2 separate regions of the Homo sapiens genome follow, and region 1 is linked to region 2. Evidence: read pairs that join two places in POLR2A ChIA-PET (ENCODE). Cell type or tissue: OCI-LY7. All regions are shown on one strand. Each heading gives the region's core, and the rest is flanking DNA. Links, peaks and the distances in the headings are about the cores only. Region 1 has its middle 22 kb from the start of FOXP1-DT. Region 2 overlaps FOXP1 (forkhead box P1).

Region 1 (16,592 bases), core at 3,843-11,842, 59 kb before region 2:
ATTTTTCTTTTAAAAAGAAGTGAGAAAAAATAAAAGAACTGACAGAGATGAATTAAGATGAGTAACTGAAATTTGGCCAGTTAGCGAGTGAGCAGCACCCACTAGTTTAAGTGCCGTGTGTGTTACAGGGTTAGGAAGATGCATAGGAAATTAGAGACAGGATAAGAGTTGGGAGGCATGGAAGTCATCTTGTGACCCTCATGATTAGACTGGCCTTGACTTACAGTCTCACAGCCTCTCAGAACATAGTTTCCTCATCTGCAGAATAGGGATAATAAGAGCATGAACCTCATGGTGGTGTGTGGGTTAAATGGGAACATGCACGTGAAACCCTGTAGCAGGTGCTCAGCATATTGTAGATACTCAAGGAATGGGAACTGCTGCTGCTGCTGCTGCTGCTACAGTTATTTGAAATATACAATCCTGGGCCGGGCGCAGTGGCTCATGCCTATAATCCCAGCACTTTGGGAGGCCAAGGCGTGTGGGTCACCTGAGGTCGGGAGTTCAAGACCAGCCTGACCAACATGGAGAAACCCCCTCTCTACTAAAAATACAAAATTAGCTGGGTGTGGTGGCGCGTGCCTGTAATCCCAGCTACTTGGGAGGCTGAGGCAGGAGAATAGCTTGAACCCGGGAGGCAGAAGTTGCAGTGAGCCGAGATCACGCCATTGCACTCCAGCCTGGGCAAAAAGAATGAAACTCTGTCTCAAAAGAAAAGAAATATACAATTCTGCTACTTGTGATATCATGTGTTACTATATTTAATAGTATCTGTGACAGGCAGAATGCCCCTCTACCAAAATGCCCACACCCTAACCCCAGAACCTGTGAATATTCTACTTTACCCTGCAAGAAGGACCTTGTAGTTGCAATTAAGGTTATGAGCCTTGAGGTGGGGAGAGTGTTCTAGATTATCCAGGTGGGCCCGATCTAATCACATGGCTCCTCAAGAACCAGGAACATGTTCCTAGCAGTGGCCACAGAAAGATGTGAGGACAGAGAAAAGCATGCGAAGACACAGACTCGAGGTTGTTAGTTTTGAAGATTGAGGAAGGTGGCCATGAGCCAGAGAATGCAGACAGCCTTTAGAATCAAGGAAAAGCGTTCTCCCTGAGAGCCTCCGGGTGCCAACAGCATGATTTTGGCCCAGTAAAACTTGGGTTGGACTTCTAACCTGGAGAACTATAAGACAATAATTTTGTGTTGTTTTAAATTTGTGGTAATTTGTTACAGCCGTGATAACAAACCAATATACTGAAACTAATACTATTAGTAATATTACTTTTTTGGGCTTTATTTTATTTTGTTTTTTTGAAACAGAGTCTCACTCTGTTACCCAGGCTGGAGTGAAGTGGTGTGATCTTGGCTCACTACAACCTCTGCCTGCCGGGTTCAAGCAATTCTCATGCCTCAGCCTCCTGAGTAGCTGGGACTACAGGCACACACCACCATGCCCGGCTAATTTTTGTATTTTTAGTAGAGACCTGGTTTTGCCACGTTGGCCAGGCTGGTCTTGAACTCCTGACCTCAGGTGATCCGCCCGTCTTGGCCTCCCAAAGTGGTGGGATTACAGGTGTGAGCCACCACACCCAGCTTTTTTGGCTGATTCATTACTAAAATGCCTGGAGTTCAATGGAAAAGGTGACTTTACTATTCTTGAAAGGGTAACCTAGTATTATAAATGATTTTACATATAATAAATATAATTCAGCATCCTTAAAAACTTAAGAAATAATTTTTATTTTTTTTACTTTATCATGTAAAATTACAAAGTCATACTCATCAGAAATGTAGAAAGACTAGAATATTCATCACCTGGATTTAACAATTAACTTTTTCCCATATTTATTACTTCCTTTTTCTTTCTCATTGTTTCTTTATTTGTTTATTTTTGGTTGAAGTGTTTTAAGATAAATTGTAGTCACTGTTACATCTTAACCATAAATACTTGATTATGTGTCCATAAAATGACATAACCACAATATTATTATCAAGACCAATAGAATTACTGTTAATTCCCTGATATTATCTAATACCCAATTCATATTTAAATTTCTTAAATGCTGCCAAAAGTTTTTTTATAGCTGACTTGTTCAAGCCAGAATCCAGTCAAGGACTATGCATTGCATTAGGGGTCATGGTGTCTCCTGAGGCTTTTTTTTTGAGACAGGGTCTCACTCTGTCACCCAGGGGCTGGAGTGCAGTGGTGTGATCTCGGCTCACTGCAACCTCTGCCCCCCGGATTCAAGCGATTCTCCTGCCTCAGCCTCCCGTGTAGCTGGGATTACAGGCGCCTGCCACTGTGCCTGGCTAATTTTTGTATTTTTAGTAGAAATGGGGTTTCACCATCTTGGCCAGCGTGGTCTTGAACTCCTGACCTCATGATCCACTCACCTCAGCCTCCTAAAGTGCTGGGATTACAGGTGTGAGCCACTGCACCCGGCCTCCTGAGGCTCTTTTAATCAAGAACATTCCACCCCCACCACGCCCTACCCTGCTGCTTTATTTCATGGCATTGGCTGTTGAAGAGAGAGGGTTAGTCTTTTTGTAGATGGTCTTACAGTCAGGATTTATGTAATTCTACTTGGTGACAAATTTCTTTAGAAACAGTGCAAAGGAAGACTATTGTGCTTCAGCTTCTTTTCTTTTAGACTTTACACTGTCTTTAATCCTTTCAGTCACACATCCATTCATCCAAACAAATCAACCAACATTGAACACGTCTTCTGCATATTTCCTGAGCACCTACACTGGAGAGATTCACTCTCCAGCCACTGTAACTGGGTCTTAAAGGAAGGACTTTTCATTGTTTCTCCTGAAACTTCCTTTGAAATATCAAGAGCCCTAGACTCATTCTTCTTATCAAAGAAGGTCTAAGAAAGTGTATTGGGGAGGAAAATTTGAATCTACATGATACTGTTACTACTGCCACCCTTAAGATGGGCTCCATCTTTATTAAGCTTCTAAGTACTAGATGCTTGACATTTATTACCTCTGAGCCTCACCTCCAAGCCTGTAAGGTAGGTATTATTATTCATTTAATAATGTTACCATTTTACAGATGATACAACTGCAGCTCAGAACAGTCAAGTACTTAGTCTAAGGCCTCACAGCTAATGGTGGCAGAAGTGGGATTCTAACAAAGGTGTGTCTGCTTCTGGTGCCCAGTCTTTTTACAAAACCATGATTCTGTTATTCCAGGGCTTGCTTAGTATTCAAATCGATTATTCCATTTTGTGATGACAAAACAACCAATTTAAAATTTTTTGGCATTCTGTATATGGTACCAAATGACCACCAGCAGATCAATAAAGGTTGTTTCGGGTTCTTCTTTTTTCACTTATTTAGAAACTATAGCCGATCTGCTGGAAAAAAAACAGAGAACCCAGGAGAGTCTATCAATTTCAAGACCCCAGAGCAAGGGATCAGCAAACCTTTTCTGTAAAGGACCAGACAGCAAATATTTTAGGTTTTGTGGGCTGTATGGTCTCTATCACAGTTATTCAACTGTGCTATTGTTGCACGAAAGCAGCAGAAGACAGTACATAAATGAATGAGGGTGGCTGTGTTCCAGTAAAACTTTATTTACAAAAACAGACAGTGGGCTGGATTTGGCCTGGAAACTGTAGTTTGCCAGCCCCTGCCCTAAAGCAGAGAAAACAATGTGGCAGCCAGTAGGCAAAACTTGGCTGAAGATGTACGTGATCACCTTGTACAATGTTCAGCTATTTAAAAAGTTAAATATTAACATTTAAAAATCAAGATAGTTTATACAAGGAGCAAGGTGTTTCCAGCGCCACTGGAAAGTTGGAAGGTCTGGTGTTTAAGCCCTTGGATCTCATGATGGGAAGGAGCTGGGCAGCTGCCCCTTGATGTGGTCACTGTCTGTCCAGCCCACCACCATCCTTACCCTTCTCTATTGGTTCCCTTGATCACCTTTAACATGGCACTATTTTCTCATTGCTCTCCTTGGCCTGGTTCCTGTGGACACTTGCATTTTCAACCAGTGCCACAATGGAAAAAAGATAAAGAAAGACATTTGATTGATAGTAAAAAGATCTTTTCATTAATAGTGCTTGGAAAGTAAAGGCACAATGGTAAAATTTGGCCAGAATTTATGCTTGATTTTTAAGTACAACAACTTGTCCATTATCAGACAGTGAAGGATAATTTGCATCTGGCATAACTTCTATTGGAAGATGTAGATAACTAGGCAATCTGACCCTGAAGTCTTATGAACAGGACCAGCTCTAGGTAGAAGTGTGGAGGCTAGACTTGGATAACAGAAGAATAGAAGAATAGAAGAAAGGATGGCCTAGATATGGTCACTGGGGAACTGTAAGCTGGGCACCCCTCCTGTGATCATAGTCATTCTCTTCACACTTGTTCTAATTTGTCCATGTTCCTCATAAAACAACCCCACAAAGCCTTCCAGCAACAGGCTGAAGGATACATTCTCTATATGTATGGTCTCCAAAGCATGGTGAGTACACACACAGGGCATCTGGTATAATCTATTGGCATATAGAAAGTATTAGAACTTCTTTAACATATATATTTAATTTCATTCTTTTAAAAAAATACTGATTGATTGATTGAGACAGAGTCTCACTCTGTTGCCCAGGCTGGAGTGCACTGGTGCTGTCACACTTCACTGTCACCTCAAACTCCTGGCTTGGCTGGGCGTGGTGGCTCACACCTGTAATCCCAGCACTTTGGGAGGCTGAGGTGGGTGGATCACCTGAGATCAGGAGTTTGAGACCAGCCTGGCCAACATCGTGAAACCTCGTCTCTACTAAAAATACAAGAATTAGCTGGGCGTGGTGGTAGGTGCCTGTAATCCAAGCTACTCAGGAGACTGAGGCAGGAGAATCACTTGAACCTGGGAGGCAGAGGTTGTGGTGAGCCAAGATGGCGCTATTGTACTCCAGCCTGTGCAACAGAATGAGATTCCATCTCAAAACAAAAAAAAAACAACCCCCCCCCCCAAAAAAAAAAACAACTCCTGGGCTCAAGTGATCCTCTCACCATAGTCCTCTAAATAGTCTGGCTAATTTTTTATTTTTTAATAGAGATGGGGGGGGGTCTCACTGTGTTGCCCGGGCTGGTCTTGAACTCCTAGCCTCAAGTGATCCTCCTGCCTTGGCCTTCCAAACTGTTGGGATTACAGGTGTGAGCCACTATACCTGACCTTTAATCTCATTCTTTAAAATTTAATGTTAAATGCATGCATTGTGATGCTCACATCAGCACAGTTGTACATATACATATCAGTACATTAGTATAGTTGTTTATGTATACATATATAATTTATAAATGAGTAAAAATACATATATTTGTGCAGGCTCAAAACATTTTACTGTTAGGTGTACAGGATCACAAAAGCTTAGGCCACTGTTCAATATAATACATTTTTAAAACAAAGCCTAAGATTATAGTCTCTTTCTTAAAATGAGAGTTTATTACTGCTTTTACAAATTAAAAGCTCCTTTTACAAAAGTGATCAGGCAGTTTTATCTCCAAATACTTATAAAGTTGCCAAGCCCTGCAGTAATGTGTTGCTTGAATCCCGGACAGCGGGTGTAGAGAGCATAGGTTGATTCTATCATTTAGGCTTTCAGGGATAATACTCTTTCTCTTTTGATTTTTCTAAAAATTTGAATGACAACATTAAAAACAAAATCTTTCGAGATTAAACCATGTATCTCATACTTGAAATCCAAAAACATTTTTAAAGGAGACAGATTTAATAATGTAGTGAAAGAAAAATTGTGGGTGAGGAGAAGAACTGATTAAAAAGAAAAAAAGACAACTAATGAAGGCCCAAATCAGAAAGCAAGAAATTATTCCAGAAGGACAGTAAATGTAGTTAGAGGACTAACCCATATTCAAGTCAGGAATATATTCTGAATTATTGAAATCGGAATGACTCTCATATTCTATTAAAGAAGAAAAATGGTATTAGAATAAATATTAAAAGGAGTCAAGATCTGGGGCATTAATCTTGTCTGAACATCATTAGGTTCCTTCAGTGTATGCATCTGTCCTTTCCCACTCTTGTATACCCGCCCCCTCACCCCCAGCCTTTGGTACCCTGCACAGAGTAAACTCCCAATAAGAACTTCTTAACAAATGGGTAAAAATGCACTAATGACTGAAGCTGTTTCTCCAGGACACCAGGACTGTGGAGTGAAAAATTGAAAGTCCAGGTGACATTTTACTAAGTTGATAGCAGTTATTCTAATTTTTATTTCAACAAATGCGATCTGAGCACCCCCACTCAGTGCCAGGCACTGTGTTTGGCATTGGAAATAGATGAGACACAGTCCCTGTCCTCGAGCAGCTGACCATTTTGTGGGGAAGTGGACTGGAACATTGCAGCCCCCAAACCTGCTGAGTTCTCCACCAGAAGGATGGAAAAAGTGCTAGGGGACTAAAGGGAGGGGAGTTGGGGAGTGTGAAAAATGCTGCCTAGGAATATTTGGATGAGACTTTAAAGGATGTTTTCAAATGAAAAAGGAAAGCTAAGAGGAGGGAACAACTTAATTAAAGGCGGGGACGTGAGAAAGGGCAGCCTACTTCAGGAGGTGTAAAAAGATCGATGTGGAGAAAATTGGAAGTAAAGTTTACACTTTATCTTGGAGATGATGGCAGATCGTTGGAGGATTTCTTTTTGTTTTAAGCAAAAGATGGTCATGTAGAGATCTGGTGAAAATTCAAAGGATGAATTGAAACAGATTGGGGAAACCATTTTGGAGGCTACAAAAATAATCCAAACCAGAGTTCTTAGACTATAGAACTGGAGAAGTCATGTTAGGATTAGCAAAGAGAGAAACCATTCAAGAGACATTTCAGATGCTACTATCAACAGAACCTGATGCACTTAAGCCAAAATGGTAGGGAAGAATGAGGACTAAGTGGTAGCTATCGAGTGGCCTCCGTTAATCATTATGGAATGCAGGGACAGGGGAATGGTGTGTCTCTGGTTTTTGTTTGTGTATTTGGTGGCAGGAGTGGCTGTTGTTAAAAAGATGATGGGTTTGATAATTATTTCCATTTTATTAATTACTAATTTTAGATTAATGTACCATAAATTTGACCTTTTCTGGTGTAAAGTTCTATGAGTTTTATCACATGCATAGCTTCACGTAGGCAACACTACAATCAGGATACAGAACAGTGTCATCACCCCCAGAAACTCTTGCACTACCCCTTTGTAGTCAAAACTGCCCCACTTCTAGCAATTAATGAGCTGTTTTCAATCCCCATAATTTTGCCTTCTGCAAAATGTCACATAAATAAAATCACATATTACGTAATGTTTTCCGGTTACCTGTCTTCACTCAACATGGTGCCTTTAAAATTCATCCCAGTTGTTAGGTGCATTAATAGTTCTTTTTCATCACTGAGTAGTGTCCTGTGGTATGGATGTACCATAGGTGGTTTATCCATTCACTGTTCAAGGACATTTGGGTTGCTTTCAGTTTTGGGCAATTATAAATAGAGCTGTTATAAACATTTTTTTCCTTTCAGAAAGCAGAGGTGTGTTTTTTTTCTTTTATTGAAGTAAAATATATATAACATTAAAGTTAACCATTTTTAAGTGTAAAGTTCAGGGACATTAAGTTATAAACTTTTTTTGTATGAGTTTTTATGTGAACACAAGTTTTCATTTATCTAAAGTAAATATTAAAGGAGTGAGATTGCTGGGTCCTTTGGGTAAATTCATCTTTACATTTAAAAGAAATTGTTAGCCGGGCATGGTAGTTTGTACATGTAATCCCAGATACTCCGGAGGCTAAAGTGGTAGGATCACTTGAACCCTGGAGTTTGAGGCTTCAGTGAGTGATGATTATGCCTCTGTACCTGGGCCTGGGCAAAAGAGCAAGACATTGTCTCTTATATTAAAAAAAAAAAAAAAAAGAAAGAAAAGAAACGAGAAATTGTTAAACTGTTTTCCAGAGTGGCTGTATCATTTTGCTTTCACACCATGAAGGTATGAGAATTTCTGTTGCTCCATATCCTTGTCAGCACTTGGTATTGACAGTCCTTGCCCTTCCCACCCCGCACCAGACCCTGCCCCTGCTCCCTGCTCCGTTCTCATTGTGGTTTTAACTTGCATTTCTCAAATTGCCAGTGATGTTCAGCACCTTTTCATGTTCTTTTTTTGCCATCCATTTTGCAAAGTGTCTGTTCAAACCTTTTGCTCATTTTGAAATTGGATTCTTTTATTTCTGTTGCATTTTCAGAGTTGTTCGCATATTTTGGATACAAGTCCATCGTTGGATATGTGATTTCCAAATACTTTCTCCCATTTACTAGCTTGTCTTTTCGTGTTTTTTTGCATAGCAAAAGTTTTGAATTTTGATGAAATTCAATATATCAATTATTCTGATATGGATGTGGCTATTGATCTCATAACTAAAAACTTTTTGCTTAACATAAGGTCACAAGCTACTCTCCTCTCTGATTTTCTAACAGTTTTGTCATTTTACATTTTATATCTATGATCTATGATCTGTGATCCATTTTGAATTTATTTTTGTATAAGGTGTAAAGTACAGGTACCTTTTTTGTTGTTTGTTTTTTTGAGATAGAGTCTTACTCTGTTGTCCAGGATGAAGTACAGTGGCAAGATCATTGTTCAATGCAGCCTCTACCTCTCAGGCTCCAGTGATCCTCCCATCTCAGACTCCCAAAGTGATTACAGGCATTAACCTCAGCACCAGCTGAGGCTCCTTTTTTTTTTTTTTTTAACTTATGTATGTCAATTTGTTTCAGCATCAATTATTGAAAAACCATCCTTTCTCCATTGAATTGCCTTTGTACCTTTGTCAAAAATCAACTGGCCACATCTATTTCTGGACTCTCTATTCTGTTCTGTTGTCTATGTGTCTATTCTTAGATATTACAATATTGTCTGAAATGCTGTAGGGTTGTACTGTAATCAGTTTTAAGATCAGTAGTGTGGGCCAGGTGCAGTGGCTCACACCTGTAATTCCAGCACTTTGGGAGGCTGAGGCAGGTGGATTACCTGAGGTCAGGAGTTCGAGATCAGCCTGACCAACATGGCAAAACCCCATCTCTACTACAAATACAAAAATTAGCCAGGCATGGTGGCACGCGCCTGTAGTCCCAGCTACTTGGGAGGCTGAGGCAGGAGAATCACTTGAACCTGGGAGGCAGAGGTTGCAGTGAGCAGAGATCACACCACTGCACTCCAGCCTGGGTGACAGAGTGAAACTCTATCTCAAATAATAATAATAATAATAATAATAATAAATAATAATAATAATACTATCAGTAGTGTGAGTCCTCCAATTTTATTCTTTTTTCAAAATTGCTTTTGATGTTTTAGTTTGCCTTTCCATATAAATTTTAGAATCACATTGCCCTTATCTTCAAAAAAATTATGCTGGGATTTTGATTGGAATACCACTAAATTTATAGATCAATTTGTGAAGAATTGACATCTTAACTAATTTGAGTGTTTCAATTCATAACTATGGTCTATTTCTTCATTTATTTATGTTTTCTATGATTTATTTCATTAGCATTTTGTGATTATCACCCTATGTATCCTGTACATGTTTTGCTGGATTTACACCTAAGTATTACTTCCTCCTTTTTTTAGAGCTATTCTAAATGGGATTTTAAAAAATTTGAGTTCTAATTGTTCATTACTAATTTATAGAAATATAATAGATTTTTGTATGCTGAGCTTGAATCCTATGGTAATACTAAATTTACTTATAGTTCTAAGAGTTTTTTTTAAAAATAGATTTCTTGGGATTTTCTACATAGACAGTTATGTTATCTGTGAATAGGCATGGTTTTATTTCTTCTTTTCTTTTCTTTCTTTCCTTTTTTTTTTTTTTTTTTTTTGAGACAGGGTGTTGCTCTGTCATCCAGGCTGGAGTGCAGTGGTGTGATCACAGCTCACTGCAACCTTGAACTTCTGGGCTTCAGCAATCCTTCTGCCTCAGCCTCCTGAGTAGCTGGGACCACAGGTGTGTGCCCCCATGCCTGGCGAATTTTTAATTTTTTTGTAGAGACAGGGTCTCCCTTTATTGCCTAGGCTGGTTTCAAACTCCTGGCCTTAAGTGATCCTCCCACCTCAGCCTTCCAAAGTGCCGGAATTACAAGCATGAGCCACCAGGTGACTTATTTCTTTTTTTCTGATTTGGATGTCTTTTAATATTACATCTTGCTTTATTGTACCTTCTAGGACTTCCAGTATAATGTTCAACAGGAGTGGTCACGTTCCTAATCTTAGGGGGAGAGCATTCTCTTTTTCACCACTAAGCACGAAGTTCCCTTTATTTCCTAGTGTGCTAAATGTTTTGTTAATCATAAATGGATACTGAAGCTTATCAAGTGTTTTTTGTTTCGATTATATGATCATGTGGTGTTTCTAGGCCTTAAATATGGTGATTACATTGATTGTTATGTATTAAATAGCCTTGCATTCCTGAGATAAACCCCATTTGATTGTGATGTATTTTTAAAAATATATAGCAGGATTTTATTAGCTAATATTTTGCTGAGGATTTTTACAGCTACATTCACTAGGGTAGTTTTGTACTGACTTTGTCTGGTTTTGGCCTCAGGTTAACGATGGCCTCATAGAATGAGTTGGGAAGTATTCCCACCTCTTTTATTTTCTGGAAAAGATTGTTTAGAATTGGTTTTGTTTCATCTTTAAATGTTGGGTAGAGTTTGCCAGTAAAATCATCTGAAACTGGAGGAGTTTTTGTTTGTTTGTTTGGCTTTTTTTGTGGCGAAGGGAAGACTTCTAACTATGAATTCAATTCAAAAAAATAAATGTAAGATTACTCTGGTTACTTTTTTCTTCTTGGGTGAATTTTGACAGTTTGCTGCTTTTAAGAAATTGGTCCATTATGTCTAAGTTTTTAAATTCATGTGCAAATAATTGTCATAGTATTTTTTATTAGAATTTTAGTATCTGTAAAGTCTGTAGTGATAACACCTTTTATTTCTGATATTGGTAATTTGTGTCTTTTCTCTGCTTTTGTTTGTCAGTCTGGCTAGTGGTTTATAAATTTTATTGATCTTCTCAAAGAACCAGCTTTTGTTTTATCGATTTTTTTCTGTTTTCTGTTTTCAGAAAACAGAATTATTTCATTTATTAGGTATTTCTTCTGTTTGCTTTGGGATTATTTGCTCTTATTTTTGTTGTTTCTTACGTTGGAGGCTAAATTGCTGATTTGAGACCTCTTTTTCTAATAAACATTTAATACTATAAATTTCCATCCAAGCATTCCTATCGCTGTATCCAACACATGTTGATGTGTTGTATTTTATTTTTATCCAATTCAAAATATTTAAAAATTTCCCTTGGGACACAGTTATAATGACTTTTAAGGTTTTCATCTGATAATTCTTACATCTGTGTCATTTCAGAGTTGGTTTTGATTTTTCTCAATTTAGGTCCTATTTTCTTGCTTCTTTACATGCCTGGTAATTTTTGATAGGATGCCAGACACTGAATTTTACCTTGTTGGGTTCTGGATATTTTTCTATTTCTGTAAACATTCTCTTGCTTTGTTCTGGGACAAGGTTAAGTTCCTTGGGAGCAGTTTGTTTTTAGTCGGTCTTCCTTTTTTTTTTTTTTTTTTTGAGACGGAGTCCCGCTCTGTCACCCAGGCTGGAGTGCAGTGGCAAGATCTCGGCTGACTGCAACAACCTCCACCTCCTGGATTCAAGCCATTCTTGTGCCTCAGCCTCTCAAGTAGCTGGGACTATAGGCGTGTGCCACCACGCCTGGCTACTTTTTGTATTTTTAGTAGAGACGGGGTTTCACAGTGTTAGCCAGGATGGTCTCAATCTCCTGACCTCGTGATCTGCCTGCCTCGGCCTCCCAAAGTGCCGGGATTACAGGCATGAGCCACCGCACCCAGCCGTGGGTCTTACTTTTTTTTTTTTGAGACGGAGTCTCGCTCTGTCGCCCAGGCCGGACTACGGACTGCAGTGGCGCAATCTCGGCTCACTGCAAGCTCCGCCTCCCGGGTTCACGCCATTCTCCTGCCTCAGCCTCCCGAGTAGCTGGGACTACAGGCGCCCGCCACCGCGCCCGGCTAATTTTTTTTTTGTATTTTTAGTAGAGACGGGGTCTCACCTTGTTAGCCAGGATGGTCTTGATCTCCTGACCTCATGATCCACCCGCCTCGGCCTCCCAAAGTGCTGGGATTACAGGCGTGAGCCACCGCGCCCGGCCGGGTCTTACTTTTAAGCTTTGTTGAGTGGGACCAGGTCAGCATTTGATCGAGGGCTAGTTATTTCCCACCTCTTGAAGCAAGACTCTTCTGAATACTCTACCTGATGCCTTGTGAATTATCAGGTTTTCCACGCTGGCCATAGGGATCATCTGCTATTTCTGGCCATCTGTGAGCTCTCTAGGAATTGTTCTTTCTAATCTTTTTGGGTGTGTTTTTTCCCCCGGACTTTGGACAGTTTCCTTACATGCATGACTGATCAGGTCTCAGCTGAATAATCAAGGGACTCATTGGAAGTCTCTGGAGCACCCTCTGCAGTTAGCTCTCTCCTCTCATACTCTGCCCTGTGAGTTTCAGCCACCTTGGCCTTTCTGGACTCCCACCTCTGTGTCCTCCACTTAGGGCATCTTCCAGGATTTGTCTCAGTCCCTTCTTCCTACATTAGTAGCCTAGAATATCTCTCCAGATGGAGAGGATTTCATCCAGATTGGGAATATTTCATCCAGCTAGGATGATCATAAGATTCATCTTGATTGTTTGGGTGATGATAAAATGTAGGTTATTGCCAAGTAGGTGTTTGCTGAAGTGTTTGGAAGGGAAGGTCAATTGAGTACAGGAGAACACGGATACACCAGATTAGCTCATTAACAAGGATTTTGCAGCCTCACAGCATGATGGCAGAACATGTGTGGATAAAAACCGTGAGTCAGAGTCAAAGAACTTTAGTAAAATAGGAAGAGTGAGTCACCATCATTGTCATCACCATCACCATCACCATCACCCCTATTTTATGCCACTCTTACTCTGAGGTAGAGGTAGGAGCTTCGGGTTCATTATTACATTTAATCCTGGTGGTGGCCATGAAGAAGCCCTTCCCAGATTTCCCGCTGACAGAAGCATATAGTGACCGATGGTCTCAACTGCTGCACACTGAATTCACCACTATGTTTGCATCAATGCCATGCTTCCCACAGCCTTCTCCAGACCAATGTCTGAGTGTCACAGGAATACTAATGCGGGCCCATTACCATGAGACACAAGTGACTTGGCTCCAGGATGCTTCATTGACCTTGCTGAAACTTTGATGGAGTTGCACCATAACCTAAGACTTTCCCAACTCAAAATCCTTCCTCCCTCATTGCAGTCAGACCAGCTTTGTGGTCTGACACTCTTTTAGCCTCCTTCAGCTCCATTTTCCCTCACAGACATTTTCTCCAATATGTCTCTTGCACGTGTAATCCCTTCTTGGTGAATGCTTCTCAGAAAACTTGAGCTAGCACAATCCTCAAATAACTCTGTGAGGCATGTATCCAATCCACAGATGTGGATCATGGAGGTTGGAGATTGGAGAGGGGAAGTGACCTGCCCAAGGTCACACAAGTCATAAGGTGGCTGAACCAGGATTAGATCCCAGGGCTGTGTGACTTTATAGCTTATCATAAGCATGCTGTCCTGTTACTCTCTGGATGCAAAGATGGTGGCTTCATTGTGGGTAGGAACTCCAAATAAAAATGAATTATTGAAAGAAGGCTTGGGGAGAGGTGGAAGGGTGTTTGGAGAACTCTCATTCTGACTTCTTGCCATTAAAGATGTTGATTTGAGAAGGGAGTAGCCTTTACTTACAAGAGAAGCCATTTCTGTAGGTTGAGATAAGAAGAACATTTGGAAGAGAAGAAAAGGGTGTGGCTGTGGAGGTGATTCTGCTTCCTTTAACTCTTAGAATGATCACGGCAGAGTTATAGGCTTTGACTTAATAGAAAAGGCATTTTTAAATTCAGACAATTCCAAGAGACAAGAATTCGGTTCCATCCCAGTGCACTATGAGCTGTCAACATATAAGTCCAGGAGCAGCCTGGCTGAAAAGGGGCTCACGAAGGCCAAAGCAGAGTGAAGCCACAGAGAGGAGTGGTGGGAAAAGGTCTGTTAGCAAACTCCCAAAGATGCTTAGAGAGAAAGGGAGAGAGAGCAAATACTGAGGAAGTTCCAGCTGTTGGTGACTAGACATAACATCTGGGCAATTACTGACTTTTACTTTTCATCACAGTGTTTTGGTGCCTTGTAGACACAGCTAAGATGTCACGAATGTAGATAATTTAGTACAGTTGTTGTCATTTCTTGCTGAGTTGCCTTAAGCTTGACATTAGCAAAATCGATCTTACTTAAATAAGTTTTCAATACTTATTTGCTTTTGTGTTGCAGAGACGGATTGTTTTGCTTTAAGATGATTTGATAAAAAATAGCTTATTTCATATGAAAAACTGATATATTATTTGTTATTTTATCTCCACATGTCTTGGAATCTTTCGGGCAGAGAGAAATATGACCCCTAGAATTAGTTTTCTACTCCTTCAATAAAAGCTACACCAGTTCATCCATCAGTGATAGAGGTGGTTTAGGAAGAAATTACATTTGTTTTACTAAAGAAGTCCAAATGTTTTATTTAAATCTCTAACTTCCTGGAAAATTTGATGTGGGTGGTTTGTGTGTATGTGTGTGTGTGTTGTTGTTGTTGTTAGTAAACAGGAAGCTCTTGAAATTATACACTGCAAGCATGTAAATCCAGGTTTTGTTGTAGTTTCTTTTTGGGTGGGTTTTTTTTTTTAATTTTCTTTTCCCCTTCATTACAGAGTCCTATATTAATTGCCCAGCTCTTTTTTGAGGATTTTCTGAAGTGGTACCCCACAGACATAATGCTATGATAATGGAATTTCAGTTTCTTTCGGTTGACTGCTTGCAAAGAGGTTTTATTTGGATGGGAATGCAGGAGATTGGCCTTTTTTTAAAAAAAGAAAACATACAGTATAGCTTGCCTTTTTTTTCTTAAAGAAATTATTTGTGGGAAAATAGTTTGGAGTATCTTATTAATGATTTTCCTCTTGGATTTTTGTTTATTTTCCACCCCCATCCCTCAGATCTCTGTAACTAAAAACAAGCTTCAGTTCCTCATCTTGGTTACAGTGGTTTAAATGTTTGTTGGTATGTGACTTTGTTTAGTAAAGTTTGTGTGATTCTTTTTCTTTCTTTTTTTTCTTGCAGTGATCTCAGTTTGCTAAACATTGCATAATTTTAAAAAAATGTAGTAGATTATTTTTTGGCCTCCCTAAAGTTCATAGTCATTGCTGTTTTCCACTTCAGTCACTCAGATTATTTTATGAAATCAGTCCAACCCCCAAAGTTGTTTGTTCTTGGCTTTGACTCTGGGTGGAGGTGTGCTGTGATTTTCACAAACTTTGATGTTTTCTGTCTTATGTAGGCGAGGACCTGAGAGTTTTCAGCAGTTTTCCTGCAACCAGGGAAAACTGTGTATTGAATAAAACCCTTGCAATAGACTACTCAGCCCTAGATTTTCTTTGATGAGCACATATCTGCAAGTGGCTCTTGGCCAAGAATTGAGGCTGTATATGGGGGAAGAAATAGGAACATCAGTGGTTGGCTCTTGGAAAGATCTTTAAATAAAGATCATCTGGTCCAAGGATGGCAAATATGTGGCACAAGTACGACTACTTTCCCCACCCACGCCCATTGCAAACATCAATAATCGATCATGGCTTTCTTTCTGTTGAGCCATCCAGACCACACAATCTTTCTTGACATGATATCCGAGGCTTCTGCTAAAATGCCAATGGAGTTGGCATGCGAGATTGAATCTCTACCACTGTGGATTATAATATATCTCCATAAATAACTACAGACATGGGGAAGCTCAGAGCGAGGCAGAAGAGTGCTAGAGTTGGGAACGTGGGCTCAACAATGGAATGATGTGAGCTCCAACTAGAGCTCAACCACTTGTTAGCTGTGTGGTTTGGAGCAAAGTTAATCTTCATAGGCCTGTTTTCCCACCAATAAAGTTTGGATGATGATAGAGACTACATCATAGGACTGTCGGGAGACAAACCAAAATAACCTGTGGGAAGCACTCAGCACAGTGCTTGACATTGGTGCTCAGGAAACATGAGCTTCCATGAACATCACCATCATTATTAGGGAGAGTGACTTGTTTGCGATCACAAAACCAGTTAGGATTAGACAAGTTTCTCAACTTCAGTACTGCTGATATTTCAAATGGTCAGATAATTCTGTGCTGTGGGGGCTGTGCTGTGCATTATAGGATGTTTAGCAACATCCCTGGCCACTACCCACCAGATGCCAGTATAATGCCCCCTCCTCTTCCCAGTTATGACAAATGTCTCCAGACATTACCAAATGTCCCCTGGGGGACAAAATGGATACTTTTTTTTCATGTTAACATATTTGTGCCTGAACGCACTGTCAGAGATGCTCATTCCATTGGTTTCATGATGAAACCCAGGGAATATGTATTTTTTTTAACTGTTGTCAGTGGCTTTAATGTCACTC
Region 2 (16,592 bases), core at 3,504-11,503:
TTATGAACACCTCTGTTTCAGGGAATGTGTGCTCTGGTGTAAGTGGCTAGGGACCAGTAATTCAATTTGGTCAGTAGGGTTGGGGACGGATAGGAAACTTTAGGTTAGTTTTCATGAAATTTATCTGAAATAAAGGCTGAGAAGTCCCGCTGCAGAGTGTAAAGAAGCAGTCTGAGTGTTCTTAATAAAGTAGGTTTTATGGTTTTGTCATTTTTGAATACTGTAAACTCACAAATATTTATTTTTATCATTTGGTAAAGTTTAAAAAATATATACATTGTAAGAAACCATTTTGGCAGCTATGAGCTTAAAAATAACTGAGCTTGTTTACTGAAATATTACATAATTTCCCCCTATTTTTCAAGGAAGTTGACCATAAACATTAACTTCTATAAAATATTTTTGACATTTACTATCTACTCTTGGGGACATAATGAAATCACCAAGCATATACAAATCAGGGGACCCATTTGCTAAAGAAGGTACTGCATCTGTTTCAGAATTAGTACATATTTTCAGGAGACTGTGTCCACACAAAGTGAAAGAAAATGTGTTTACATTTTATCCTGTGAAGCATGACTTTTCATTTAGATTGAATTTTTCTAAATTAATTTCACTTACGTTGGATTCTAACATTTTTAAAACACATTCAAAAAGAGGATTGATAACTTTTAATGTATTGCACTGTTTACAGAACTTCTTTATAGACAATAAATGGTGCCAGCTTCACATTAATACCATTGGATGTTTCAAATAGAAACTCAGTTAAGGTAATACCAATAATAGTTTGATTTTTTCCATCCAGTACACGGAATCAAACAACAAATTAAGTCAACAGAATTTCATTCTGTTGAAGGTAAAGCATCTAACATTATTTGAAATAATTATGAATTCCATTAAAAAGTTTAACATTGAACATAAAGTTATTTGATTTTGTGGTGATTAAACACATTTGAATTTTTAATTTTTAAAAAAATTTGTTAAAGAGACAGAGTCCCCCTCTGTCACCCAGGCTGGAATGTAGTGTTATGATCATAGCTCACTGCAGCCTTGACTCGTGGTCTCAAGCTATCCTCTTGCCTCAGATTTCCGAGTAGCTGGGACCACAAGTGTGCACCACCATGCCTGCCTAATTTCTTTTTTAAAACTTTTTGTGGAGACAGGGTCTTGCTATGTTACCCAGGTTGATTTTGAACTCTTGGTCTCAAGTAATCTTCCTGTCTGAGACTCCCAAAAGGTTGGGATTATAGGTGTGAGCCGCTGTATCCAGCCTAAATTTGAATTTTGGTGGAGAACATATTGTGGTAAAAACTGGTTTTACTAGATTCAGAAACCCATGGAGCAAATATGTACCATACTTGGAAGTGATTATAGTGACCATATATTTTATAATTGCATCCAAACTGCAATATATATCACTTGAATAGAAACTGTAGCTAACTACCAACATTTATAAATAATTTTATATATACGTAGATAACCAAACTACAAAGTTTCTGTTTTGAGACTAATGTTGAATACAAATAAGTACTTGAGCTATCAGTTAGGTTTTAGAAATGTTTGAGACTTTGAGAAACTATTTTGTAAATCAGTGTAAGTGTTCCATTGATGTTATTAAACTTTTGTAAATGTGCACTCTAAATTGTAGTTACATGTTGTTCAGACTCTGTTGGAAATTTTAATAACTCAAAGAATGAACATACATATGTACACAATTTCTTTTGAGACTGTTAGCAAATTTCAGTTGTTGGTAAAAAAAAGATTGCAAACAGGACAATATTACCATTTTTATCCCTGAAAAAACCAGTGAAGAACCGAACAAGTTAAATGTGAGCTCAAAAAGTGAACATTTTTTAATTCTGAAATTCTGTAACTGTATTTGGAAGCCTCTCACCAGTGGGAAGAAGCTTTTGATGGAACTCCTATTTTAAATCAGATAATGTGAATTCCGTATAGAAATGAAATTGATGAGGCCTACAATTTTGCAGCATCCAAATTTGGCCAAACATTTCAAGCAATTATAAAGCAAGTTTATTTATTTGATGAATTTCATCTTGTAAAAATATTTGTCAAAGATATTCAGAATAGAGTTTAAATGATGACCTATAAAATATTTGGGCTGTTATATTTAGGGACTTCAATACCACATAGTAGAATTGAGAATATCCTCAATTTAGGGAAATTTGGTATGCTAACAGGTAACTCTAGTACCTGTGGAACGAATATTTTCTCAGTTAATATTATGGGCCAGAAATACTGACATTTGAAGGTATAATTAAATAAATTGTATTTATTAACTATAAAATACAACTTTGAAGGATACTGTAGGCAATTTTATGAAAATAATAAAAATAATAAAGACTGACATTTTTCCTGACATTCTTCTAGAAACTTACTGGTGATGTGGTAAGAGACAAGTACAGCCAAGAAACTGATTGAAGTACAGGTGTATGTACTAAGAAGATTATTCTGCTTATATTATTGTTGGTGTTCAAATACCAATTTCAAAAGAATCTAATAGTCTATCTTAGGATGATAAATTATTTGGTAACTGTAAATACAAAGCACCTGGCATTTAAGTAACTACGCAAATACTTGCTGTCATTATAATACCATCAATATTATTATTATATTTTGCCTAGTTCTTTGCCAGTTCCATACTGTCTGAATTATTGTACTTTATAATATGTTTAATATCAAATATTTCATAGTCCCTATTTGACTTTAAAACTTTTTATTTGCTTTTATTTTTTAGTTTTTCTAAATGACCTTTGGAATTTTTTGTTAAAAATAATTTCCTTTTTTATTTTGATTGTAATACTAAATATTTAATTACCTCAGAAAAATTTATCTTTTCTGTATTACATCTGCTCATCCAGGAAACTAATATAATTATTTATTCAAGTATTCCTTTTTATTTCTCATGAAAATTTTGTAGTTATGTGTCTGAACCTAGAAAATAAAGAAATATTTATATTTTCTTACTGGTTATTTTTAATATGTACATAGTTCTGTTTTTTGTACATTTTATATTTGATTATCTTTTTGAAATTTCATTAGGGCTGTGTTTTTGTTATATTTCCAAAAACTAAGAAATTTGACATCTGATAGGTAGCAATATCAGCACCTTTTCCCATATTTCTTTCTCCTGCTTTATTGCATTGGTTCTGCCTTACAGAATAATGTTCAGTAATACTGGTAGCAGTTAGTTCTTTATACAGTTCTCTTTCAAGCTAGACTTAATTCTGTTGAAGGTGGATTTTGTTTTGTTATCTGTGTGTCTTTGTGGAATCTTTGCACAAAGACAGGCACTTAGTAAAGGATGAATGGCATGCTTGGTTGAATATTGTTGCAGAAAATTAGGATAAAATAAAGGCACTAAATGCTGAGTATTTCAACACTTCCTGGAGGGAATGGTTTAGAGGTGATTGATGCATTTGATGAAATTAAATAATATGAAAAACTTAAGGGAATTTGCTTTAATAGTATATTCCATCCTTTAAATTCTTTCCATGTGAATTATACTAGAAGCCCGATCATAGATGGTAGAGATCAAAAGATTCAAATGTTTTATATCTGAGGCAGTTTTGTTGTATCACAGTTATAACCACTCCCACCTATGTGGCAATGATCCTGTCTCTATTTTTATGTTATCTATTCAAAACAGTTAAAATTGGTTTTTGAATAGAAATGCAAAGTTCCATTTAAACAAATAACTAAAGATAGAATGTTTGTTTCATATGCCAGAAGTTTATGTATTGAACATAAACTATAACTTGAGGAACCAGGAAACGTTATGCATGTGAATCATGGCTATCATCTTTGTAATCTGTCTGTCCAGGCCATTGCCACATTTATTACTTTGGTTTTTGGTATGCTTCTAAGGTTTTCTTTTGACCAAGGAAATGCCATTCACCAAACAGAAAAGTAGTTTTCTATGCCTTACCCTTGCGTTTGAGTAATCCCTGGAGTATTTTGGGGAAAAGATAGTTAAATATTGTTGTGTTCAGAATCAACAAGTAGAAATATCCTGTAATTTATGTCATTTTGTTTTATAGCACACTTTTATAAATGTCTTGACATTTTATAGAATGTTTTTGTGGATGGAACCTTGATAGTTTTATGCTGTAGGAATTGTTTCCTTTGGAAAAATTTGTATTTACCCCTTTGAACATTTAAGCCAGAACACGAACACCAAACTCAACACTAAAGCTATCCATTCCAGGCATTATTTGCCTCAGAATCTCATTCAGAAGTGCATAAATATTAGATAAAAACCAGTTTTCTCAGTGTTTCCTGGTAATATTATTGAAGTGAGCATGAATTTTTGTGTCTCTAGTTATATAATTTGTCTCCTAAGTGAAACCCAACTCCGTGAAGTCTGGAAGGAAACCCTGGCAACAATGGCGGCTTCATCGTGTCTGAGGAGGAGCCGCAGAGAGTGCCTTCTGTTTGAAGGGGGCCTCTCGGAAGCGGCAATGGCATGGCAAGCCTGCTGCTTTTTACCTCAGCTGTATGCTGCGGAGTGGTATAAATATGATAAATGTAAATAGCTAAAGAAATTCTCTTTTTTTACCCGAATATATGAGCTGGTGTCTAATGGACTGATCTTAAGGGTTTGAACCACAAACCAAGTTGAATTAATAAAAATGGAGGCTTTGTTCACATAAGTGGTATCCTTATGGGTTTATTGAAACATAATCTATTTTCTTCTTTTTCCAGTAGTTTTCTTTTCTTTACAAGTTAAATTGGTCACTTTCAGCACATGCTTCCATGGCTTTGCTTTCTATTCACTGGATGTTAATTTAGTTTAAAAATATATTCAATAGATAACTAAATAAAACTTCTGTGGCAGTATGATTTTAATTGTTTTTATAAATATTAGTTTGTGTAATTTATCTGTCACCAGGCCTCAGTGAGATAAGAACTCCTGTTATCCTCATTTTGCAGATGTGGAAACTGAGGCACGGAGCGGTTATATAACATATTAGCTCACGGTCAACAGCGGATAAGTGGAATAGGTAGGATTGAGACCTACGTGGTTTTGTTGAAGGGTTTGTGCTCTCAACCAGCTTTGCTATGTGATTTATAATCGTTTTACTTGGGGGCAGGTGGGGATCATGGAGATGAGAGAGCTAAGTCTCCACAGGCTTCCTCCTCTCCCCGCTTTGTACCATCGCCAACTCCAATGATGTGGCTACTTCTGAAGAATAAACTGTGTTAGGGCTGGAGGCGGGAGGGTGAGTGGGGCACACACTTGCTTTTGATTTATTTATGCTATACTGTTTGCAGTACTTTTATACAATGAACTTGTCTGACATTTGTAGTTATAGTTTTAAAAATAAGGTTCTTTGAAAAAAAATTTTTTGACATATGCTTAGCTTCAAATTTTAGAAAGGCATGTTCTAAATATAAAGAGGCCTAAAAAAATTAAAAGTTTACCAGAGAGCGTTTTTTTTTTTTTTTTTTTTTTTTTTACTCCCAGCATTAGAGTATTCTGTAATATAATTTACCATTTCTTCCATCCTCAAGGGCTTTCAGCAAGTCTCAGTTCATGTGATGATTTGATGTTACAGTTGAAATTGAGACAGTTTTGTTCCCATTATATCTAACCTGTGAACTGAAATATTTGAGATATGTTTTATTAAAATATATATGTTTTGGGCTAGGTGTGGTGGCTCATGCCTGTAATCCCAGTACTTTGGGAGGCCTAGGTGGGTGGATCGCCTGAGGCCAGAAGTTCAAGACCAGCCTGTGCAACATGGTGAAATCCCATCTCTACTAAAAACACAAAAATTATCCAGGTGTGATGGTGTATGCCTGTGATCCCAGCTGCCTGGGAGGCTGAGGCAGGAGAATCGCTTGAACCTGGGAGGTGGAGGTTGCAGTGAGCCGAGATTGTGCCACTGTATTCCAGCCTGGGCAACAGAGTGTGACTCCATCTCAAAAAATTTTTTTAAATAATAAAGTATATGTATTTTGGAGTCTAAAAACATGTGCCTTTACTCAGTAGAGAAGTTAGAGATGAGGGAAAACCCCAGCGACTGAACTGTTGCCATGAAAGAAACACTAGGTAGGGGAGAAGGTTATTTAATTTATCATTCTTTCGGTTGTGTTAGTTCTAAGTGGTGTATGCTCAGTATGTTGCTAAGAGTTGAGTTGCATCATATATAGAGTCAGTGCATAAGTCTCATTAAGTTAATATTAACCTTGAAAACCCAATATATAACCAACTGGTGGGCCCTTAGCAGCTCAGAAGTCAACAATTAACTTCTTTGGGTTAATACACCTTTGAGGCAGTGTTGTGCAGTGGTTAACGTTCCTGAGTTTGAATCCCAGCTCTGCCTCTTATTAACCTTGGATATGTTATTTAAACACACCGCCTTAGTTCCTAAATCTGTAAAATGGCAATATTTACCTCATCATGGTCCTGCTTTGACTAAATGAGTCAATACAGTATAAACAAAATGCTGACTACTTTTTACATAGCACATGCTGATGAAATATTAGTGATTCTTATTAGTATTAGCTTTGTCTTTTTATTTTGACTTCATCTCATTTCTTTTGGGGGGGTAAAGGCCAAGTCTGGTTTCAGGGGGCTGGGGAATAGAGAGGAAGGAATAAATAAAAAAGAAATGGGGTTGTGTGCGGTGACTCACACCTGTAATCTCAGCACCTTGGAAGGCCAAGGCAGGAGGAGTGTCTGAGCTCAGGAGTTTGAGACCAGCCTGGGCAACATGGTGAAACCCCATCTCTACCAAAAATACAACAATTAGCTGGGTGTGGTGGCTCACACCTATAGTACTTGGGAGGCTGAGGCAGGAGGATTGCTTGAGTCCTGACGGTTGAGGTTGCATCAAGCCGTGAGAGTGCCACTGCACTCCAGCCTGGGTGACGGTACAAGACCCTGTCTTAAAATAAAAACAAAAACAAAAACAGTTGAGGAAGGGGGACAGGAAATACGTTGAATTATGCTAGACTGTTATGAGGCTGTTTGGGAGAAAAATAACCAACATATAAACTTACGCTATTTGTGTGTGTGTGTATTTGTGTATGTGTGTGTTTAGTTTTAAACTAGAGCTGGATCTTGCATTCAACCTCCATTCATAGGGCCAACTTTTTAAAACACCCACATTAATGGTGATGATCAGTGGTTTACAATAATCTGCCAGTCACCCACATTTTCAAAGGTATATTTAAACTTGGGGGTGTTGTCCATGCTGGAATTCCTGTCTATCTTTGAGACAAAGAATGAGGCCCCATTGAGAGGCCCCAGCCAAAGAGGAACTGCAGATTGCCTCATCCTCTCTCTCTGTTCACTTCTTTTCCAAAGCCCTTTGTCCTCTTATGAAATTGACTGTTTGTACTGACCTGGGGCTGGCTAAGTCAGTTTGGTTTAAGAGGACTTCTCTGAGTTGGGAAAGAAACCTTAGACCTTTTCTTCCAACTAATAAAGATGTACACAACAAGAGCTCAGACCATTGTGGCCAAAAGGCCTCATAAATATGGGAGGTGATGATGACCACCAAAGGATTGAATAGTCACAGCTGTCCTCTCTTCTCTCTGGACCTTGCTGGAATGGGTTGCTTATAGGGTTGCTACTGATAAGTAGCCAACCAGGTGTTTGGTTGAAGAGGCCATTAGGTAATTGTGCCAGGACTAATTCTCTACAAGAACTTTGTGTGTTCACATTCTTCTCTGCCTTGGGCCCCAAGAACAGCAAGTTGCCTTCTAATGTCATAGAAGGAAGAAAATACATGCATTGCCCCTTAAGTGTGGCTCTGAGTGGCCCTTGCTGGGTGACATTGGTTCCCTAGTGGTATTCAGAGCCCTTTAAAAAGAGGTCAAACGGGGCCCAAAGGAGCACAGCAATCCGTGGAGACCATCTGGGCCTCGCCCTAGAGGCCCCACCTCTACCTTCTTTTTGGATAAGGCCTGATATGGTTGTTTACCTGCCAAGCCCTCCTTTCCTCAAAGAAGAGCGTTCTTGCTGGGTTTCCACAAACCTGCTGTCTAGTCCTGCACTGTTTGTTCCTTGATCTGGTGGTTGGGGCTGCACTGGTTGCATTTTGGTAGGCAGGCAGACCCCTCACAGTGTTAAAATGAAGGGGAGGAAAGGGTAACCTTTCCTAAACTACCTAAGAAGAATGCTAATCCCAACTGTTTCAGAAACCTGTAATTTTTAGTTTATGTAAAACTCAGATAGATTGAATTCCCCCTTGAACCTTTTTGTATTTCATAAGAGTTTTATTTCCTAAAACTGACAGCAGTGACAGTTGTGTTAGAATTCAGCCCTGAGTATTTATTTCTAGATTTCACAATTTGTTTTGTCTTCGTAGCAAGCAATTGCCTTCCTTCCTTTCTCTCTTCCTCTCTGTGTCTCTGTCTCTCTCCCCTTCCTTTCTTTGCAATTTCCTTCTTTTCTCAAGCTCATGATGAAAATTGACCCTTCAGTTTTATTTTCAGATGAAAGCTCAAGCAACAAGCCAGCGCTTGCCTCCATTAGTGGCTCTGGGTAGTCCTTGCAGGAGAAATCACCATCAGCAAATCATCGTCCGTTTAGAGTGGGCTGCAGAGGCTAGGCAGCTCCCTGACTTCACTGTCCAGGAGCCTCTTAGAAATGAGCAAGGAGTGGCACTGGTGCTAGTGCCATTCAGCAAGGCTTTGGAGGTGTGCTTCGCTGCATTGGGGTACCTGATGAACAGCATCTCGGTGGTTGGGTATCTTGCACCCAGGCTAGAAGGTTAACTTCCATTAAGCTTTATTCAACCCTGCATCATAGAAGTGGTGGGTAGGTGTTTGTGCATCTCTGTGTGTATATGAATGACATGGCCAGAGGCTCCACTGTTCCATCATCGAAAAGTTTCTTAAAGGGACCTTATGAAGAACCACATGGAATTTGTAACTTGATCACGAAATTTGGACCATTAAGGACCTGAAAATAGCTCTTCGGTTTTGTGGGTCACACCTTTCTCTAAGCTCAGTTAATGAGCAAATCTTTATTCTTTACAAGATTAGCCAGGTGTATTTCGTGAATGTTAACTTTAGCCTTGGCTGCTTGGCCCTGCTGCTAATGAGGCCAAAGTGGGAATTCCTGCCTCTTGTGGACCAGTTACCTTCACTCTCTTACCTGGCCACCGACCACTAACCCTCGCCAGCTGGCTTGTGAATGTCTGCAGTTGGATGTTGGAGTGTGGGGAGGTGGGTGGGGGAAGGTGTTGTATGGATTAATGCAAATCCATGACCCCTCCTGGGGAAAAGCCACACACACATACTCCATGGAACAAGGGTCAAGTGCATTGTCTCCACTTTTGAAAGGCAATAGAGTTGATTAAGGTTAACTCGAAAATACTGATGTTGGCTAGAATTTTGGACTTTTGCCAGGATATATGCAACATTTAAAGTGATTTCTGGAAACCTGTGCCCATGGTTCACTGGTAGAGGAGCTTAAGATGAATAAAACAGTGAAAACCAGGGAGAGTGTGATTACTTTTAAATATGCAGCAACAAAAGGGACATGGCAATAGCTTAAAAATCTGTTTTCTAGGAATGTAATATTTTCCAAAATCTTAAGCTGGCTTACATCATATTTGGGTTGTAGGTTCTTCAGACTTTTACTTTTGGTTCCTACCTATTGCGAAAACGATATATATAGGTTAAATTTATATTATAGCTATTTATTATGGAATTGCATATTAAATAGAAATCTTGCAGTTACTGAAAACTTTTAGGATTTTAAACAAACATTAAGGAGCATATAATGTTCTAGAAGATAAATATTTGCATAAGGCAGTTCAGTCCTTCAGCATGTGTATTTTTAAAAACAAACAAAACCCCATCAATATTTACCCTAAGTGTAATTTGCAAAGTAAAATGAGAGTAATTTTGAAATCTTGTGTAACTCTGATTCATTTATTTTCATAGGATGGATTTACATTTTGGAATGATAAATGTGCAATAAAGAGCTATTAGGAAAACCATTATTTCTCTCAGATTTGGGAAATTCTAACACTGCTTTGTTACATATCACTATTTCCCAAAGAAAAGAAAATTAGGCCCAGACAAACTGTGACTTACCCAAGGTCACTTACTCAACTAGAAAGTGGCTGAGCTTTGGTGAAAACCAGTCCTTCTCTCCCTCAGACCAGTGGTATTTCCATGACAGCATGCTGATTTTTTTCAGGGAGCATATGCGCGCATGTACATGTGTAAATAAAATGGTTATTTTTAATAAAAAAAAAATTGTTTTACCACCCATGGTCCTGGTTAAAATCGCTATTTTGCTTCCTTTTAACAGACTGCAAGCGTGGTGACTTGGAAATATCATTTTCTTTCTCATCCTTTCAAGAAGCAAATTCAGCGTATTGCTTTACAGTCTTAACATTTTTTTATGTCTCTAGATACAGAATTGACTTTGTCTTTTCTTTGCCTTCTAAGCTGTTTAGAGCAAGGTGAGATTACAATCATAAGCTGAATCTGGAAAAAAAAAGCCCTATTATCTTTCTTGACTACCCTCATTGCCTGGAAAAGAACTATTATCCAAGTTTCACTTAATCATATGGTAACTTACAACAGTTGTGATTTGTAAAATACATGACGATTTGGTCTTGTCTCCTTTGTCTCTCTTACCTCTTTGTGATCATATTCTGCTTATTTTAATGCATGACCAGCCAACTGTGTTATTTTTCAGAAAGACCACCCCACATATAAAATGGAGTGGTCTTTAAATGTCTTGGGCTTTGAAAGATTGTTTAGCCATTCCTTCCCAAGTGCTTCAGGTTTGGATTTTGGAAACGTATGTTTTTGCCATTGGTGTCACTGCAAATGTTCTCATCTTCCTTTTTTCTTTGAATTTGATCAAACTTTGTTCACTTGTAGTACTTCCACGATCAGCAGAGTCTGTCTAGTCTTTCCTGCTTTTTCCTTTTTTTTGTTCCAAATTTTCCTTTTTTTTTTTTTCCATTTCTTTACTTTCCTTTGATACATCTTTTTAAAAAGTCAAAGTGGAAATATATGTAATTGACCAATGCTATAGCAGTTTATAGATGATATAAATTATTAAAAGAAATAAATACATATTTTATAACTGGATTTATATCATAAAATATTTCTAACCTTTATAGAAGGATTTATATATTTTTATTTATATCTTTTAAGTACTTATATCTTTTTAATACTGCTACGGCATTGGTCACTTGTATGTATTCGGCTCTGATTTTCCTAAAAGACATAGTAAAGGAAAGTAATAGAAATACACACATATATGTGTGTATATGTATGTGTATACACACATATATGTGTGTATATGTGTGTATATGTGTGTATACACACATACATGTGTGTATATGTGTATATATAGTGTGTAAACACACACAGGCACAGCATATAGTAAATAAGAGAATTTCATATCTTTACAAATATATTCAAAAGAGAACCACTTCAAACACATGGGTTTTACTGAATGAAGATCACTTCTACCTTTATGTGGTGGTCTAAGGTTTCTGTCACTTTCTTTGTTAGTTGTATTTGAAAGCAGGTGAGTAAACCAGAAAGAAATGATTCAGTCTGCCTGCTCCAGGCACAGAAGTAGAGGGATATAGGCCTGCAGCTCTCAGGCTTTCTGTGGACCTGCTTCCCCACTCTGTTTTGAGGCAGAAACTGGGGGATGTCAGCTCAAGCTTTGCTTGGCCACATGTGCCTCCACGGCTAGCTGAGAGTCACGTAGATGCCACTTGTCACATACACCCTTGGATCTGAGCTGCTTGAGGGTGTTACCACACATCACAGCTTGGTGCTGGGGCTCAGCATGGCCAGGTGGCTAACCAGGGCTTGGTGTCAACTACATTTGGGATGATGACACTTGGAGGACACAGAGCCACTGTGCAGCAGGAGTCGCCACTGCTAACAGCCAGAGGTTGGTGCCCATTTTGCCCCAATCCTCCTCAGTCCCTTCTCAAGTGGAAATTTTGCAAGTCGACTTCTGCAGCGTGCGTAGTACAATTTGGCTGACAGCAGTTTCTGGCAAAAGAAATAACCAAATTATTATTCAGTCATGGTTTTTTAACAGCCGCAAAGCAAGTGGATGTTAACTAAATGATGCAATTTATTCCCTTCCCTCTTATTGCCAGCTTGCCTATTACAGAGCGACTGCCAGTTTTCAATAAGTGGTACCCAGATGGTATTCGCATGCCGCCCACTTGGTTACAGAGCCGAAGCGGGGAATAACTCGGCAGACACTACAAGCTGTGGGTCAATTGAGGGGGAATGCCTGTTGCTTCACAGTTTTGCATATGTAAATCTGTTAATGTTATGTCAGTATTGTGCGGGCTAAACACAAGCATTGCCTTTCTCTGGGGGCCCAGCTGAACTTGGACCACAGCCCAGTTATACCGAGGCTCGGAGAGCGAAGCTGCAGTTTGAGGATGCTACACCGCCTGCTCCCCTCCACTCTTGCCTCCATGCTTTTGTGTTATCTGCAGCCCAAGCTGGATGCAGGAAGTGTCTGCCATAGGCTGACTCCATAATAGGACAGGCAGGCCGGGTTTTATGAGCTGGCTGCGGAGGGAGGAGTGTGAGTATGTGTCTATTTTTAGGCCAGCCTTCAAGACAGTTCCTTTGGCCCAGCCTGCGCCTGCCTGCCTCGCTCACACTCTCCTCTGTGTGTCTGCCACACTTCTGCTCTCCATTTCATCAACTGCAGATGTGGCACACAGCCGTCTTAGAAAAGTCATGAACTGTGTCGTCTGTGCGGCTTAACAGCCAACATCTGCTGCAGCAGGCTGAAGGAAGAGGCAGGGAAATCATTTTCGGGAATGCACTCAAGTGCCTCAACTTAGCCTCTACTTTGGCCTGTGCAGACAATTATTTTACACTAATTGCATCAAGATAGCAGCTATAAAAACGAGATTTCGATCGCTCTGCTCCCCCACCCCTCTTGTGAAAGTTGCAGTTACAAAGGGGTAGTTCTTTTTTCTTTTTATTGTGGTTTGTTTCTTGTTCTCAAAAGCTTATTACATTGGGTGCAAACAACAACAAAAATGCCATAAAAAGGCAAGAATCGTAATATGCTTAAGAGCTAAAAAGACCTATGGTGTTGGTTTAACCAATGAAAATATTCCTGCAGGTATTGTAAAATTTATGTGCCATATGAAAAACATTAAGGGTGTTGTTTTTTTCACAGAGGAAAATGTTCATTGTTGAGCCATTTTGTAAATTATTTTAATGCTGCATTTCTGCTTAAACCTCATGATTTTGATATATAAGCCAGTTTAATGTTTTCTATACAGACCCTGGCTTTTCTTAAATTTTATATATTGGAAAGCCCATGTTTGTATTGGAAACTGCTGGTTTCTTTCATACTGAAAATCTGTCTCGCGCGGCGTGATGCCATGTGGCAAAGGAGTAGTTTGACCAGAGTCAAACCTCGAGTGTTGACTTTTGAGTCCTAAAAACTAGGCAAGACCGTCTGAATAAATAATCTAGAAGGTGTTTTTTTGTTTGTTTTAAAACCAGGAGTCTTTTGACAGCAATAAGAATAGCATCTCTGCAGTACAGTATGGACTTTCTAATGCATTGGTCTGTTTCAACTTTTCATCTTCTTGTAACAGAGGCAACATTGTGTTCAGTATCTGAGCCTTAACTTTTTTTTTTTAATGCTCTCGGAGTAAATTCTGGTGAAATACGCATTCCAGCATCTCGGATTCTCTTGAAAGATTTGTTTCTGTGACATTTTGCTGTATCTGTTGTGCAGCTAGAGTAGCATGCTTCTCTCCTCACATTTCAAGTCTCTAGACTTTGTTCTGAAGAGCCAGATGGAAGTATGCAGATTGTTTTTATCTTTTGTCCTTCACACTGTAACCTGATCTCCAGCATATCTAGACATCTAGCAGAAAATTTACTATGTGAAAGCAAGGAAATGATTTAGAAATATGGACCAGCCAGGAAAGAAAGGGCTCAAGATGTACTTTATCAGAGTAAATCTCTCCACCCAACTCCCATACCCTTCTTTTTTTATTTTCATTAAAAAATGCTTTTCTCTTCTAGGGTATGTCTACATATGCCCAAATATTATTCTTCTCTTTTAACAGGGACTGAGAATTATAATTGACCAGTGAGTTTGGTAAAGGTGTAAATAGGTGTGCGATGAAAGTTGATTACCTAATAATTGAAAGCTTGGAAAAAGCATGAATTGGTAGAATCCTAGACTTGGCAATGGCCTTATAAATTAGGGCAGTGCAGTTTGCTAAAAGAAGGGACTTGTCCAAAGTTACATACCACGGTTGAGACAGATTCAGGACTCAAAGCCAGCATTGCCTCAGTGGCTGCAGGAAACAATGGAATCTCAGGCTTCATGGTTTGTGGGGTTTTAATGGCAAGATATTTGTAACCTTTTTGTTAATGTTCTCCTACCTCTTTAACTTGTGGTCCTAAAAACCTTGTTTCCTTCTAATCTTTCATTGGTGTTTGGATTCACATTAGTAACTAAACATATTCACCACCATATTAGGGCACTGGATATTTGCTACACTTGTAAGTGTACACAATATGCGTGTATGTCTGTATTCATACATATTCAGCATAGTGCACACATTTGGAGTCAGGAGACCTGGGTTTAAATGCCAACGGTGGCAGTTTGGAGAAGCGAGGCCTTAGGTGAATTACCCTGACATCTCCAGGTCTCTGTTGTCCCTGCTCTAGAATCGTGATGATAATAATACTTGCCTTAAGGTTGTCCCAAGAAGTTAATGAGATTATGTACATGAGACACTTAGCATGGTGCCCCTGCAGCACATACAGTATTCTTGTCCTTAACGAAAGTTTATTATTTTAATTGATTATCTGTTACCCTTGACAACAAAGGAAAGTAGTGATAAATGCCATATTTAGCCTTGAGTTTCAACATTTTTCTCCTGTAGATTGGTTTGTGTTTCTCACCCTTCTTGTCCCCCCTTCACTCTTTCTTTTCTAGCACCTTCTGCAGCATTTCTTGTTTTACCTTTGGGTGTCATTAGACGTTGTTTACATCATTGTCTGGCGGACCAGTGCTGTTTGCAAAAAGCTCAGGTGCTTCCTCTCCTGCTTACTCTTATTCTCTTCCTTGTCTAGTGACATTGTCTTGAACTTTCTAGCTGGGAAAGACTAAAGGGGATTTGTCACCTGGCAGGGGCCCTCACCAAACTTGTGTCATGCTTGAGAATATTTTGCCTCATTATCGTCAGTAATATCTTCAATGCACACCATTAAGACCAACCTAGGGCTTGAAGAAATGAATATTTAAGGGCATATTTATTGCCTAGATTAGAAAATACAGATTTTAAGTGTTTTCTGCTACTGATAAACTTTGTTCATTCAACAGGTGTTTATTTAGATGTCTACTATGTGCTAGGTGTGCAGGATAAGCAAGACAGACACTATTTGTGCTCTCATGAAGCTTAAAAAGCCTGACATGAATCTTGACATATAGTATCTCCCTGAAATCCAGCTTTAGTTTTACCTTCGATTTCTGTTAGGCTTTGGTCCTTGTTTCTTGTACATCTACTGATTGACTTTCTACAATTCCAACTTAAAATTTATGCTAATAAAAAAGATTTCAAGCTATTGTATTTACAATAGCATCAAAAATACTTAGGAATAGATATAATAAAAGAAGTATAAAACTCATACACTGAAAACTACAAAATATTCTTGAAAGAAGTTAAAGACCTAAGTAAATGGAAAGATATCATATGTTCATAGACTGGAAGACTTATTGTTATCAAGGTGGCACTCTCCATGTTGATCTACAGATTTAATTGCAGTCCCTACCAAAATCCCAGGTATTTTTTTTTTTTTGGCAGAAATCGATAGATTGATGCTAAAAGTCATATGGAAATGCCAGGAAGCCAGAATAGCCAAAACACTTGAAAAAGAACAGAGATGACCGAGCGCGGCGGCTCACGCCTGTAATCCCAGCACTTTGGAAGGCTGAGGCAGGTGGATCACGAGGTCAGGAGATCGAGACCATCCTGGCTAACACGGTGAAACCCCATCTCTACTAACATACAAAAAAAAAAAAAAAAATTAGCTGGGCATGGTGGCAGGTGCCTGTAGTCCCAGCTACTAGGGAGGCTGAGGCAGGAGAATGGCGTGAACCCGGGAGGCGGAGCTTGCAGTGAGCCAAGATTGCGCCACTGCACCCCAGCCTGGGCGACAGAGCGAGACCCCATCTCAAACAAAAAAAAAATAAAAACAAAAAAATAAAAAATAAAAAAACCTAAAACAAAGCTACAATAATCAAGAAAGTATGGTACGAGAATAAGTATGGAGATACAGATCAATGGAATAGAATTGAGAGTCAAGAAATAAACCCTTACATTTATGGTCAGCTGATTGTCAACAAGGGTGCCAAGCCAATTCAGTGGAGAAAGAATAGTCTTCTTAACAGATGATGCTGAGAAAAACAGTATATTCACGTGCAAAAGAATGTAGTTGGACCTCTACTTTACAACATACACATCGAAGACCCGAAAGTATTAAGACCTAAATATAGAAAACTCTTAGAAGAAATTATAGGAATAAATCTTCTTCATGACCATGGATAAGGCAGTGGTTTC

The links. Peaks named below come from ENCODE experiments on the same cell type or tissue, not always from the same donor. Only the 100,000 strongest peaks of a DNase experiment are listed, where the experiment ranks them.
Region 1: POLR2A ChIA-PET joins it to region 2 with 5 read pairs; 4 of 35 experiments call an interaction of 5 or more read pairs at or near these places.

The regions. Positions count from the first base shown.
Region 1 is chr3:71,598,369-71,614,960 of GRCh38, reverse strand. No RefSeq gene overlaps it. Among named protein-coding and RNA genes, the nearest start is that of FOXP1-DT, 22 kb to the right of the region's middle. In OCI-LY7, for the core only: no CTCF peak of the experiment used is centred there; no DNase peak of the experiment used is centred there.
Region 2 is chr3:71,538,746-71,555,337 of GRCh38, reverse strand. The region is part of intron 2 of FOXP1 (forkhead box P1); the gene reads left to right. MIR1284 (microRNA 1284) reads left to right here and starts at 13,249; the gene lies at 13,249-13,368. In OCI-LY7, for the core only: no CTCF peak of the experiment used is centred there; no DNase peak of the experiment used is centred there; H3K4me3 peaks cover 1,291 bases; H3K27ac peaks cover 3,442 bases.